Regions from separate parts of the Homo sapiens genome. Here region 1 is linked to region 2. A link is a loop called in an ENCODE intact Hi-C map of the cell type or tissue named here. Cell type or tissue: CD14-positive monocyte. All regions are shown on one strand.

Region 1 (2,500 bases), 180 kb before region 2:
TCTGCAGATCTTATAGTTACTACTATAAGCATTTTCAGATATCTGTAAAATTGAAAAAAATAAAAGAATTCATGTTCCTTACTCAGTATTTCACCAGGTCTCTCTAAAATCAGGCTGAACCAATCCAATGCCATCACATCATCATAGGACCTTGATATTTACCAATAATGAAAGACTCTGTGCTGCTTTTGGTACCTTGTCCAAACCCCAGGTTGACAATCTGCCTCTGCATACTAAAATTCTCATGATTGAAAGCCTACCAAATGTTCTACACTACATTGGACAGTATGAAGAACATGGGACTGCAGTGACTGTCAAGGGCGTATGAAATTTAGCAGTCCTGATTACTATGACGGCATGAAAGACTGCTAGATCTGAAAGAGGGCTTAGTCCCCAACACAACGGAATTGTTCTCTACACCAGACATAATAAGTAAAATCTATTTATTTACATTAATAAATTACAACACATAAAGATTTTTTTTAAATCATGGTTCTTTCAGTTATCATTTTAAGATAATTAAGGCCCTTGGTATTAATCTCCATATTAAGTAATTCTTATACATACAAACAGTACAGAAATGATTTACTACAGAAAGTAAAATACAGCCGGGCATGGTGGCTCACACTTGTAATTCCAATGCTTTGGGAAGCCAAGGTGAGAGAACTGCTTGAGAACAGGAGTTCAGGAGTTCAAGACCAGCCTGGGCAACAAAGCGAGACCCTGTTTCTACAGGAAAAAAAAAAAGAAAAAAAATTAGCCAGGCGTGGTAGCATGTGCCTATAGTCTCAGCTACTTGGGATGCTGAGCTCAGGAGTTGGAGGCTGCACGGAGCTACAATCACAACACTGCTCTCCAGCCTGGGCAACAGAGCGAGACCCTGCCTCTTAAAAAAAAATTAAATTAAAGAGAGAGAGAAAAATACAATAGATCTGAATAAATAAGAATTTTAAAATTTCACTGGAGTCCGGGAGTCTCTAGAACATGATGTGGACTCCCTCTGCTGGTTCCTAGTAGCAGCAGTTCCATGACATCAACAAAAATCCCTGACAAAGGAGCAACGGAAGCCAAAGGGCTAATCTAAATTCATTTCTATTTAGATTAGGGGATGTTTCATAGTGGATCTGACTATGGGTCAGTCAAAGGCAATACTAAAAATGATTGCGTTTTTACTACAACTACGAAAAAAGTAACCAGCATATTGTAAATCTCTGTGCGAATAGTGGGATAATTTAAAATTTATTTTCATTTGCAGTGCATTGTGTGGTTTTTAGCAGCATGTTATCTTTCCAAAATAGTCTTCTCTTAGTTTTCATCTGAGCTCAAATTAAGTTATTTTTAATATGGGCCCTTATAATTTAATGGAAAAATAAAGAGGTCAACAACCACAAGGGAATGTGGACCTATGATTAGTCCACAGAGCACACAAATCGCACATGGCTATGTGAGAGGAGAACAGAATGGTATTAGCTGGTTACTGCTGGGAAAGCTGTCACCACAACTTGCTTTTTACAATACTATAATTCTACGAAACTCATGTAACCTTTAGTTTGTCCTAAATATAACTAATAAACTAAAACAGAATCAGCAAGCTTTCAATTTCCAGTACTGGCAGAGTAGTCTGGTTGGTCTAATCCTGCCACAAATATAATACTAAAATATTAAAAATTCACTACTTAAAGGCACTGGAGTCTGACCAGTATCAGGCAGAAACTGCAACTGGTGAGATTTGGGAACTTGTGGCCTTTTGCCTGAAGCATTCCCCAATCCACTAACAGCTTGGTTAGCCTCACCTTACTAGCTTGAGGTGTCAGAGGAGAACTCAAGTTTAGGGCTGACAGAGTAGCAAAAAAATTAGGGGCAAGGCTTGAGGGAGAGGCAGAAGGAATAAAGCCCAATTCATGCATATAAAATCCACTCAAAGTTTCACTCACTGCTGAACTACACATATCCAGGGGAGATCCCAGGCAGCCCATCAATAAAGCAGCAGGTGGAAGCTGAAAAACACTGCAAGATTTCTGCCCAACACAGGAGAGACAAGAGTTTGGAGTTGAGTATGAGTTGAGTCAAGCTGTCTGCTAGAACAAAAATCACAATTTCAGAAGAATATAACAGAATCCAGAGTTTCCACAATGTCCAGTACCCAATAACAAATCACAACTTATAAGAAGAAAAAGGAAAACGTGATGCATATGCACCAAAATGCTGTCAACAAAAACCAACTCCAAGATAACCCCAATGATATAATTAGCAGTCAAGGATTTAAAATCAGCCATTATAAATATGTTCAAAGACTTAAGGGAAAAAGACATAATAAATAAAAGGGGTATTTTAGCAAAGAAGTATAACTATGGAAAAGGACCAAGTGGAAATTCTAGAGCTAAAAAGTAAATTGAAACAAAATGTTCACTGGATTGAATGAACAGCAGATTGGAGATGGCAGAAGTTATTAAAGTTAGAGCATTAGAAATTATCCAATCAGAAAAACACAGAAAAAAAT
Region 2 (2,500 bases):
TCTTTTTCTTTCTTTTTTTCTTTTCTTTCTTTTTTTTTTTTAGACAGGGTCTTGCTTCTGTTGCTCAGGCTGGAGTGCAGTGTTGCGATCAAAGCTCACTAGAACCTCAAATTCCCGGGCTCAGCCAATCCTCCTGCTCCAGCCTCCCAAGTAATTGGGGCTACAGGCATGCACCACTGCACCCAGTTAATTTTAATTTTAATTTTTTTTCTGGTAAAAACAGCATCTCACTATGTTATCCAGGTTGCTCAGATTGGTCTCAAACCCTTGGCTTCAAGCGATCCTCCCACATCAGCCTCCCAAAGTGCTGGGATTACAGGTGTGAATCACTGCACCTGGCCTTCCTGAGTTCTTTAGAAAAGTTTATTCATAAATGTTTTGTGCAAGTGGCATTTTTTTTTTGTTTTTTATTTTGGTAGAAACTGCTGAGGAAGCTATGATTCATCTCTGGATTGACATAATGCTGAGCAGAGACCACAAGGGAGGAAAAGGAAGCCATGAGAACACAAATCTCCCAAGGATTCACTGAAATCTGGAATAGGCTTTGGACTTTCACAGGCTATGAGATTGGGGAGTTAAGCCATCTGACCCAGATCCTGAGGGGCAGAGAGACCCTTCAGCTAATGTGCAGACTACACTGATGGGGAAGGCCAAGGCAGGAGGAGTGCCTGAAGCCAGGAGTTTGAGACCAGGCTAGGCATCCTGGGCAATGCAGTGAGACCGTCTCTACAGAAAAAACTTAAAAATTAGCTGGGCATAGTGGTGCATACCTGTAGTCCCAGGTATTTGGGAGGCTGGGGTGGAAGGATAGCTTGAGCCCGGGAGTTTGAGGCTCCAGTGAGCTATGATTGCACCACTTCACTCCAGCCTGGGCAACAGAAAGAGACCGTCTCTCTTTATTGTTAATATTTCAGGGGCTGTGGTAAGCCTTTCCCTCAAAAATTGGGAGCAAGGAAAATAAGATACCCCCTCAAGCATTAATATATAGTAGAAAAAAGTAAAGATGTATAAACTCATTCAAGAAGACAGAGACAAATCTTGTCAGTGACCACCAAGGACTTTATTTCAAGTGTTTCCCAATGACTGTCTCATCACTACATGCAAGATGTTGCCCAAGTCTCTTTGCCTGACCTTGAGAACTTTCTGATTGTGGTTTTACTTCCCCATTATAGTTGCAAACAGGGAGAAAATGTGCTAGTTACTTTGAGTCTCCAAATAATTTCCCCTGATAAATTAATAAATTAGCGTTCTAGTTTATGTATCAGCCTTTCTGGGTCTGAATCTGGGAAATGGCTTCCCTCCCCGTATACTGATGAAATGAAGTATATTACGGTTAGACTGAGAGTCAGGCCCTGTCCACAGTAAATTCATCAAAATAATGACTGCCACCCATGGATGCCCTTGGAATATTGTTTCATTGGGCTTTTCCCTCAGAGGTGGCACCCTAACATTGCCCAGTTTTATAGAAACTTTGACTTAGGGTAGCTAAATCACTTGCACAAGGTCACACAGAGCCAGGTACTTAGGGTTGTGTGACTTCAGAATCTATCTATTTTCACAGTGCTTCATTTCTGAGGTAATTGAGTAGAAGGGGTGCATTTTAAGAAGGTGTTTGGTTGTTGAATGTTTCCCACCAAATATTGTGAGCCTATATTTCTATCTAAGATATTTTCAAACTCAGTGGTTAGTTTGTTCGTTTACTCATTCATCATCTGTCCATCCACCCATTTACCCACCCATCATCCATCCATCTACCCACACATCTATCCATCCATCCACCCACCCACCCATCATCCATCCATCTATCTACCCATCCATCCACCCACCCACCCATCATTCATCCATCCATCCATCTACCCATTCACCCTTCTACCCTTCCATCCACCCACCCACCCATCATCCATCTGTCTATTCATCCACCAACCCATTATTAATCCATCCATCCACCCACCCATTATCCATCTACCCATCCACCCACCCATCCACCCATCCATCCATCCACCCACCCATCATCCATCCATCTACCCATCAACCCACCCATCATCCATCCATCCACCCACCCATCATCCATTCATCTGTCCACCACCCACACGTTATCCATCCATCCATCTATCCATCTACCCACCTATCACCCATCCATCCATCCATCCACCCATTCACCCATCCATCCATCCATCCATCCATCCATCCATCCATCCACCCATCATCCATCCAATGCATCATCTATCCATCCATCCCTTTGTTAATCTTTAAGCACTTATTGAGTATCAGGCCCACCAATAGGTATGAGGGATGCAAATTCCTTTGCCCTTAAGGATCTTTTAGTCTGAAGAGTTATCAAAAGGCACTCAAGTTAACACTATATGCTCTGTTTTACACACGAAGTCACTGAAGCCAGGCCATGTCTCCTCTTTTATCAAGGAATTTCTCTCCACCCCAGGCTCTGCTATCAACCTGAATGACCTTACTAGCCTATGTTTTTTTGTGTGGTTTCCCTTCC

Evidence for each region. Peaks named below come from ENCODE experiments on the same cell type or tissue, not always from the same donor. Only the 100,000 strongest peaks of a DNase experiment are listed, where the experiment ranks them.
Region 1: a loop joins it to region 2, with 2.6 times the contacts of the local background. A loop is called at or near these places in 5 of 110 quality-filtered maps.

Annotation. Positions count from the first base shown.
Region 1 is chr9:112,710,283-112,712,782 of GRCh38, forward strand. The region is part of intron 2 of INIP (INTS3 and NABP interacting protein); the gene reads right to left. Among named protein-coding and RNA genes, the nearest start is that of INIP, 6.6 kb to the right of the region's middle. In CD14-positive monocyte, a CTCF peak has its summit at 1,027 (motif pointing left); no DNase peak of the experiment used is centred here; H3K27ac peaks cover 1,073 bases.
Region 2 is chr9:112,893,795-112,896,294 of GRCh38, forward strand. No RefSeq gene overlaps it. Among named protein-coding and RNA genes, the nearest start is that of SLC46A2, 4.2 kb to the left of the region's middle. In CD14-positive monocyte, no CTCF peak of the experiment used is centred here; DNase peaks (open chromatin) are centred at 467 and 1,117; H3K4me3 peaks cover 2,421 bases; H3K27ac peaks cover 2,500 bases.